Regions from separate parts of the Homo sapiens genome. Here region 1 is linked to region 2. The links are chromatin loops, found by intact Hi-C in ENCODE. Cell type or tissue: Caco-2. All regions are shown on one strand. Region 1 has its middle 78 kb from the start of NEDD1. Region 2 overlaps CFAP54 (cilia and flagella associated protein 54).

Evidence for each region. Hi-C counts contacts between places; a loop is a spot of excess contacts. Peaks named below come from ENCODE experiments on the same cell type or tissue, not always from the same donor. Only the 100,000 strongest peaks of a DNase experiment are listed, where the experiment ranks them.
Region 1: a loop joins it to region 2, with 4 times the contacts of the local background. A loop is called at or near these places in 5 of 110 quality-filtered maps.

Annotation. Positions count from the first base shown.
Region 1 is chr12:96,982,533-96,987,532 of GRCh38, reverse strand. No RefSeq gene overlaps it. Among named protein-coding and RNA genes, the nearest start is that of NEDD1, 78 kb to the right of the region's middle. RefSeq lists a silencer at 1,764-1,983. In Caco-2, a CTCF peak has its summit at 1,885 (motif pointing right); no DNase peak of the experiment used is centred here; H3K4me3 peaks cover 507 bases.
Region 2 is chr12:96,708,023-96,713,022 of GRCh38, reverse strand. CFAP54 (cilia and flagella associated protein 54) reads right to left here. Exons shown (of 68, transcript NM_001306084.2): 48 at 4,220-4,415. Among named protein-coding and RNA genes, the nearest start is that of NEDD1, 200 kb to the left of the region's middle. In Caco-2, no CTCF peak of the experiment used is centred here; a DNase peak (open chromatin) is centred at 2,722.

The DNA of each region.
Region 1 (5,000 bases), 270 kb before region 2:
CAACCTCTTGGGAATATAAAGTCAGGCAAATAAACTTTTAAATACATTAAAAAAATAATGGGTGCTGTTTGCTGGACTCTGGAGTTAAAACTGAGGAGAATTAGAGATTTTTAAGTCAGGGGCAAATAAACAACATTTGGTTTAATTTTTCATTTTTTTAAATAAAATATTATAAATGTTACATAGTTGTTTGCAAATAATAGATTTCCATAACATCTAAATAAATATTAAATATATTAAATAAAAGTATTTCCAGTTTGGAAACCAGGAATCACAATTATAGACTATAGAGACCCCTTACTCAACAGCTTGGGTAAAACTGTAGAAACTCAAAAAAAAAAAAAAAAAAGAAAAAAAAAAACCAACAAATTTTTTTTGAGACAGCTGTGCCCTCTGGAGGTGGCACTTGGGAATTGAGTAAATCTCCCTAAACCAACAACAATGACTTTCCTAAAGAATTGAACACGCACTTGGAAATGCAAAGAAGGCTTAGAAGGTTTCATTCATGATCCTTTCTTTGTGTCAAACCAGTTTTCAATGAATACTAATTTAGAATTTCAATTTAAAAGTGTTCAAATGGGCACAAAACATTTTGGTAGACGGGATTAAAAGCTTGTGTTCAATATCTGGAATACAATGATTAGGAACATGCTGAATATTATGAAAAGAAAGAACAGTGGTTCCAAATCAAATATCCTCAAAACTGCTTTCGGTGAAATGCGTGGAGCTATGGCCTAGCCTCTTCCCATCCCACTTCCCCCAACTCTCAGAGGCAACTGATTTTTTTTGTCCTATCTTTTTAGAATAATTCACCACCTCTGCTTTTTCTATCTGTTTTTTTATACCTGATTCCTAATAAATGGAGCTATATTTCACCATCTAGGGAATATATTATTCCAATGGGAAGAGTAAAAGATAAATATTTCTTGATGGAATTTTAGAGAGAGAAATTAATAAAGTTGGCTTTGTGTGCTCAGAATTTCAATAGGCCAAATAAAAGATAAATAATAGAAATAATTATGCGGGTGGGGGGAGCGAAAAACCTTCCCCAAAGTAGATTTTACTTGATGTTAAAAGCAGAACAAAGCCGCCACTTTTAAAGAAAGAAGGGATCTTCTTGATTGTAAATTTTGCCTTGGATGTGGGCGAATGTTGTGTTTTTAAAGAAATTAGAAGAATTAAGTAAGGGTGCCACACCGGTGGAGAGTCTAATTACTTCGGCATGAAGGAGAATAACCCAAATATCAGTGGGATGCGATTATCTTAAGCAAACAGGTTCCCGGAAGCGCGGGGAGTGCACGGCCTGCGCTGCCAGGCGGGACTGGAACAAAGAAGGTTCGGAACGAAGGAGCGAAGGTTCCGGCTTCCCAGTCATTTGGGCCGCGCTTGCGTCGCAGGCTCTGGCTGATGTCCCAAAGGCAACTTCACGCCCCAAGGCCCCTTCCTCCCTCTTCCCCAAAGGCAAGCGGTGGACCTAGAGTTCCTAGAAAGAGCCTCGCCCTTGCTGGCTTCCCGCTACCTCTGGTTCCAATCCGGGGGGCAATTCTTAACTCAAGTTCTCCTGCTCCTTCTCCCCTAAGTGCGCCGCCGACCCCTGGCTCCTTAAAGAGGCCAAGAGGTCTCCCGAGGAACAAGAGGTCTCAAGGATGACTGCCCTGAAACCCACAGGTGATATCCAGGTCGCACTGAAGTGCCCGCTCAGCACTTCCAAATATGAAAGCAAACATTTAAAGACAGGCAGCTAGTTTGGGGCCGACGTGGTTAGCCCTCGCCCCTCTCCCCCTCCTTGTCCCCCAGGGCCGCGCACCTGCCCCGCACCCCAGCGCGGGTCCGCTCACCTGCGCGTCTGCTCGCGGGGCCGCTGCGCCTCCAACCGAGCGCCGACAGAGGGCGCCCGCGGCGAGCCTCGCCGCCCGCAGCCCGCGCTGCTGTGGGCTTAGGTTCCAGGTGGGGTGCCCGGTAGAGCCAGGGAGATGGCAGTGTGGTCTGATGGGGGAGAGAATCTGGGTTTTGGCTATCGAGGATGAATTATTTAACTGGTCTGAAGCCTCAGGTTCCTCATCAAAGGAAATGGTCATAACACTAATATCTAAGCCACAGTTATCAGTTATGATCGTATATTCATTCATTCATTCATTGGCAAGAAATACACTTTGAGGTCTTCACCGTGTCCCAAGCATAGTGGAGACACAAGGGGTCCCTTAGCAATCAAATTAGACCCAGCTTCTGCCCTTTTGGAAAGTACATTTGAATGGGATTCACCTGGGGTAGCATAAACAGGGCTTGGCATGTGGGTCCTCTTAGCCCACCTCCTAGGACACGCTCAGCCCTCGGAAAATGTTGGTGCTTATTAATTATTATGACGTGCTAGTGTCGACATCAAGTGCTTCCTCCTTCTGCAATACAGGGGTTTAGTTCATTCCTGGTCCCCTAGAGCTGAGCACAGCCTGCTTTACGTTAATAGCTCAATGAGAGTTTGATGAATGAATGATGTGGTTGAATAAGCGCGTACCTTGAATCCCTAGAGGAGGGTGGAAGTAATGGAAGGGACAAAACCTTGCCACCTATAAAGCAAATAGCACTGGGGCTGGAGTGGAACCTTCAAGGTAACTTTCCTTCTGGAAGGGGCCTTGCATCTTTGAAAGACTGGCCACTTTCCCAAGAAAAATGAAACGTCTTTCAGCTAAGAGAGATGCGGACCTGCTCAGGGGCCAATCTCCAGCACAGATCTTCCTCATTAAAAGCTTTCAATGACATTCTCGGTGTTAGCTTCCCCCTTCCCACTTTTTAGGTATGTTTACGGGTTTCCAATGGTTTCAGGAAACCAAAAAGCTTTCCCTTGGAATTCTCCCTCAAAGGAACTGATCAGAGATGACAACTTAAACTACTGAAGGGAGTCGTATCTTTGTAAAAACAGACCCTGGACAAATGGGAATGTTCCTTTCAACTCACTATTAAGTGTTTTAAGGTATTAACTTCTCAAACCGCGTCTGAAGAAAGACAGAGTCTGTCTCCTTTTTCTATCTAGCCCAGCTGAGACTGATTTCTTCTTTAAAATAAATTTTATAAAGACGTATTCGTCTTCCATTGCTATGTAGCAAATTACCACAAATTCAGTTTAAAATACCACATATTAACTATCACACAGTGTTTGTGGATCAGGTATCTGGGCACCAGGTTCTTCTTGCAAGGTGTCACGAAGCTGCACTAAAGGTGTTGGCTAGCTGCATAGTCATCAGGAGGCTACACTAGGTAAATGGGCACTTCTATGGTCCCTCAGGTTATTAGCAGAAGTTATCTCCTTGAGGTTGTATGGCTGAGGTCTCACTGTCTTGCTAGCTGTTGGCCAAGGATTACTCTCCGCTCCAAGAGGCCACTCTGGTCCTTGCCATATGGTCCCTTCTATAGACCCTCTCACACTCCCAATCTCTCTCTCTCTTTTTTTTTTTTTTTTGCTTTTAATGTTTTATTTTATTTTATTTTTTATGTTCCAGGGTACATGTGCAGGATGTGCAGGTTTTTTACATGGTTAAACTTGTGCCATGGTGGTTTGCTGCACCTATCAACCCGTCACCTAGATATAAAGCCCAGCATGCATGAGCTCTTTTCCCTCATGCTCTCCCAATCTCTCTTTTAAAACTCACCTTATTTGATCATCTCCTTTTTGATTAGTTCAATCCAAAATCCACTGATGAGGAACCTAAGCATGGGAGTGGTATCCCATCATATTCATATGGGAGGGGATTACATAGGTGGCTTAGTCATTTCAGACTGCTATAACAAGTGTCATTCATCGGGGGCAAAAGAAACATTTCTTTCTCACAGTTCTGGAGGATGGGAGGTCCAGGATCGAGGTTCCCTAAGGGCCATCCAGTTGGGTTTTTATTGAGGGCCTTCTTCCCGCTTTGCAGAGGGACCTCTTGTCACTGTATCCTCACATGACAGAGGGAGAGATTCTCTCTCTCCGTTCTCTTCTTATAAGGGCCCTAGTCCCATCATGAGGGCTTCACCCTCGTGAACTAATTGCCTCCCAATGACTCTGCCTTCTAACACCATCATATTGCATATTGGGGCTTCAATATATGAATTTGGGGGTCACAAATATTCAGTCCATAGCAACAGGACAGGCACGCCAGGGGCTGGGAATCTTGCAAGTCCTCTTGGAATTCTCCCTACCACAGAAGAAAATAGAGAAAAATAAACCAAGAAAATAGAAAGTTCTAGGGATGTGCTAATTTACAGATGTCAGATTTCTACCTAAAATAACAAATGTCTGAAAGCCAGGCTGCCCACAGGACCTAAAGTACCCCTGCTTTCTACCTGGTCTCGAGCCCCCTTGGCACCCTCTAGCCTCTCGTTCCCCTCCTCCAGGCCTGTGCTTGACTGGGAGTAAGAGCCAACGCTGGAGCTCAGAGGAAAAAGGCATTTACTGGGGACCAGAGGGAAAAAAGGCCACTGATCTCCACCCCACGGTGCCTCTGACTCCAAAGCACAGCAACAACGAAAAGTGGAGGGCTCAGGAAGCCATGCCTGGGCTCAGAGCCCAGCTCTGCCACTTATTCACCATGTAACCTTTGAGGCGTAATTTCTGAATCTTCATTTCTGCATCTGCAAAATGAGAAAAAGATTTCCCCCAAGGTTGTTGTCAGCTTTGGGTGATGCAATACACCATGCTTAACACAGCACCTGTATGGTAAGAGTGAAATCATTGGGAAAAATTAAAATCCACTAAGGAAGCAGCTTAGAGAAGGAGGAGCTGCTGTTTCTCATTGCATCTACTGGGTGCTCAACACAGTGCTGGAAAGCATGAATTAGGACCTTAAGACATGTATGATCTAGTTGGAAAGACACGGCAGTTTACCCGGTGAACAGCTTAACTTTCACAGAGAGATGGATTGTGAGTGCCAAGAGTTTTCTTTCTCAGGAAGGACTTTTCACCCAGGACCTGGATGTGCTAGGCCTCACCAGGTGTTCAAGCCAGGACTGTGGAGGCCTCCTCT
Region 2 (5,000 bases):
TTGGTAAAAGCCATTTTAACTGGGGTGTGATTATATCTCATTGTGGTTTTGATTTGCATTTTCCTGATTATTAGTGATGTTAAGTATTTTCTCATATGCTTTTTGGCCATTTATATGTCTTCTTTTGATAAATATCTATCCAGGTCTTTTGCCTACTTTTTATTTTAATTACTTGTGTTTCTTTTGCTATTGGGTTATTTGAGTTAATTATATATTAAGTGAAATAAGCCAGGCACAGAAAGAAAAACATTGCCTGTTCTCACTCATATGTGAGAGCTAAGAAAAGAATTGTTTTCATGGAGGTAGAGAGAACGGTGGTTACTAGAGGCTGGGAAGGGGAGATGGGAAGAAGGGATGAAGAGAAATTCATTAATGGGTACAAACATAAAATTAGATAGAAGAAATAAATTCTGGTGTTTGATAGCACAGTAGGGTGATTACTGTTAACAAGAATATATAGTATATTCCAAAACAGAAGAGAAGATTCAGAATGTTCCCAACACAAAGAAATGACAAGTGTTTGAGGTAATGGATATCCCAATTACCCTGATTTGATCATTACACATTTTATGTGTATATAAAAAAACATATACCCCACATACATGTACAACTATTACATATTAAATTTAAAGCTGTAAAATGAAAAAAGAATCATAACCTGGTACATATGAGAATTTATTATATAATGAATTTCTTATTTCAGTGAGGAAATGATAGATTTTTTAAATAAATGATAATGACACACTAGCTATTCATCTAAACTTACAAAGGATATAACATCTCAGGCAAAAGAGACATCCAAAGTCTGAAACGCAGTAAGTAATGGTGAGCAAAGGAAACAGCAAATAAGTAGGTAAAGCTAAACAACCATTGGATGGAAAAAAAATAGTATAATGTATAAATATCAAACTAACAAAAAAATAAAACTAAAACCTAAAGCTATCAAATCATAAAAGTAGGAAAGGGTGATCAGAACAAAATGATCTATGAAGAGGGTAGAGATACTAATTAACTTTAAATTTTAAGTTAAATATGACACATCAATTTCATTCCTAGATATATAGAAGCTCTTACTCATAAGCACTCAGAGACATGTATAATAATGTTTACAGAAAACAGTCTAAATGTCTATCACCAGTACATGAAGAAATAAAGTGAAAATAAAGGAACCACAGCTACAAACATAAATACAGATAAATCTCAAAAACACATTGTTCAGGAGATTAACTTCTGGCATCCCAATGTGAAGAGCTCTATGAACCCACTTTACCATTAAATTAGTAAAAATTATTGGTTTTTTAATGCTTAAAGTCTCTGGAAATGATTCTAAGGTCATACAGCAAATGATTAAACATCTAGTCAAGAACACTTACTAAAATGTGGTGAGAACAGTACTGCAAGTCTGTGGTATTTGGAGAAAGATGACTACTTCTCTTCCCTCTGCCTGTTCAGTGAGATGGAAACTTCACTTCAAACTGGCACAACTAAGCAGACAGGGTTCCCTTGTTCCACCCAGCCTCACCACCTTGTGGGACAGAGTCTCTAGCTTAAGCAAAGTAACACTGAGAACACAGGAGCCCCTCTAAGTCTTTTTCCCAACTCATAAGTGTAGTGAACAAAGAAAATAATAAAGATTGAAATAGATAATAATAAAACAGAGAACAGAAGAAAAAGTAGAAGAAATCAACAAAATTGAAAAACCTATAGGTAGACTGAGAAAGAAAAAGGGAGAAGACTCAAATTAATAGAACTGGAAATGAAAGAGGAAACATTACTACTAACCTTACAGAATTTAAAAAAAGAATTATAAAGGAATACTATGAAAAAATTGTATGCCAATAAATTAAATAACACAGATGAAATGGATGAATTCCTAGAAAGACACAAACTACCAAAACTGAGTCAAGAAATAGATAATTTTAAGAGAACTACAAGTAAAGAGATTGAATTGCTCATCAAAATGCTATCCACAAATATAAGTTCAAGCTCAGATGTCTTCACTGTTGAATTCTACCAAACATTTAAAGAAGAGTTAATATCAATTCTTCACAAACTCTTCTAAAATATAAAAGAGGAGGGAACACTTCCCAACTCATTCTATGAGGCTATATTAATTATGCCTTTACATTTTCTGTATGTCTCAAGACCAGCCTGGCCAACATGATAAAACCCCGTCTCTACTAAAAATACAAAAACTTAGCTGGGCATGGTGGCAGGAACCTGTAATCCCAGTTACCCAGGAGACTGAGGCAGGAGAATTGCTTGAACTTGGGAGGCGGAGGTTGCAGTAAGCCTAGATGACACCATTGCACTCCAGCCTGGGTGACAAGAGCAAAACTCCATCTCAAAAAAAAAAAAATTCTGTATGTCTGATGTAGAAATGATAACATTTGGGGCCTTGCTGACCTCCCAGTTCCTAGAGATGGTAAAAGACTCACCTGTGAGTACACCTTTCATGTGCAAACTAAAGAGCCCATGCCCCCACCACCTCCTTTATTAGGCTCTTACCCCAGGCCACCCTTCCCCTGCCCTAATCACCCCAAGACCAGTTATCAGATATCTAGAGACAGCCCCTATGCCCCCAGGGCTCACTGAAATTATTCAAACTAAAATTATTCAAATACTAAGCCTGTTCACTCTGCTTTACCCATCCATTTGCATAGCAAACACAGTAAAGGTTCTTGCTCATGTTTCCCCTGCACTGCCCTCTGCCTCCTGAGACGCAGCCAAGCTCTCCTGTGTTCCCTTCTCCCACAGTGGTGTGGCGCACCCTTCCTCTTGGAAACTGTAACTATTTTTTCAGTAGCAGTCATCTGATCTGTTGGTCTCACCATACCTGAATAATAAAACCTACATTTTAAAATAGAGGCCCCAGAATTACTCTGATATCAAAACTAGACAAAGACACTACAAGAAAACTGCAGACCAATATCTCTTATGAGTATGAATGCAATCATTTTCAACAAAATGCTAGCAAACAGAATCTAACAAGTAAAAAGAATTATTGGCCACATGCAGTGGCTCACATCTGTAATCCCAGCACTTTGGGAGGCAGAGGCAGGCAGATCACTTGAGATCAGGAGTTCAAGCCTGGCCAACATGGTGAAACCCTATCTCTACGAAAACCACAAAAAATTAGCTGGGCGTGGTGGCAGGCGCCTATTGTCCCAATTACTTGGGAGGCTGAGGCAGGAGAATCACTTGAACCCAGAAGCAGAGGTTGCAATGAGCTGAGCTTGCACCACTGTGCTCCAGCCTGGGCAACAGAGTAAGACTCCATCTCGAAAACAATAATAATAATAATAATAATAATAATAATAAACCATGATCAAGTGGGACTTATCCCAAGAATGTAAGGTTGGTTAAACGACCAAAAATCAGTTAATGTAACATACCATATCAATAGAATAAAAAGCAAGGACCACATAATCATCCCAATAGATGCAGATAGAGCATTGAATAGAATTCAACACCCTTTCAATGATAAAAATAACTTGACAAACTAAGAATAGAAGAGAAATTGCTCAACCTGATAAAGCATATCTATGAAAAACCCACAGTTAACATCATACTGAATGGTAAAAATCACCTATTTTTAAGGCAACATCTAATACAATTGAAAATTTCCCTGTGGCCCATAAATCCCATCCATGGGTTATATACCCCATAGAAAGATATACTATGTCATCTGGGTATGTTGCACTGTGGCAATGTTCCTTGGAAATGAAGTGCATGTGCACGAGTGGAGGTACACATTTCTTCTTATTCAATCATTCCTCTATTGGTGCACATGCACTTTGTTGCCAAGGAACATTCATGGGGGATGATCATGGCCTAGAATACTATACAGTCAATATAATGGACCAAAGCAAAGCAGTAGACTTGGAGTGATTTCAGTGAAGTTTTTCTGCATGGGAAATACCAGATGCAGAAAAGTGTGAATATACCATTTTGTAAATAAATGATAAATCCTATCCTATCATGTATGTGTATACATATGATAGTGTATTATATATAAAGCATATGAATATGGATATATATATAAACACGTATGTGTATGCATACACCTAGACATAAGTACATATGTGTGTCATTATATAAGCATAGAGAAAACTGTGGAAGAATATATACTGTATCATTTATATAGATTAGTGGGGGCTGGGAGAACAGTTAGGGAAAGGGAGGAGAAAGAGAAATAAGCAAAAAATAAAACAATTACCTTCCAAGTTTGGTAGGTTTGGTTTGCTCTTGTTGGTAATTACTGTCTTAAATTTATTTTCTGGGACACAATTTATTGTCGCAGCCACACTTAGGAAAAAGTATGCTTTAACAAAATTAAACTTATTTAAGAGATGTGGTTGGCCAATTGTAACCAGAACTGCAGGCAAGCCTTTATTTCTTAATTCATCAATTGCCTAAAAAATGGAAAAAAGGAAAAAGAGCAAATTAGAAAAATACTTTTTCAGATATTATTATATTCATTCTTTTGCAGTTCACATTTGGTGTTGGATGAAGGGATATAGGGCTGGGCATGGGGTATTGTAAATGGGAGGTCTACTGAGAGAGACATGTAACATCGGAACCATCTCAACAGTTCAACAATGCTTCTGCTGTTCCCCACCAATTTCTAACCTGTGCCTCATGAGGCCAGCTCTGCCATCGTGGCAGAGTAAACCTGGTGCTCAGAGTGAAGGATGGGATTCTTTATCAAAATAGACAAACTGAAAGCTCATTAGACACACACATCGGCTACTCTGCTTTAGTGTAAGTAAATCAGAGATACTATGACAGGAACAGGAAAAGATGGGCAGACAAGCAATCTCCCTACCCAGCTTAGAGTCCACCGTCAATCATTAGAACCCCTTCCCATATACACCCTCAACTCCCTGGGTCCTCACCTATCCAAACACACTTCCTTAGCAAAATCACAGCTCTAACTCTGAAATCCAACTCTGAGCCCTCTTATGGTCTGCATCCCTGGGGTGGAAAACGGCTGGAGA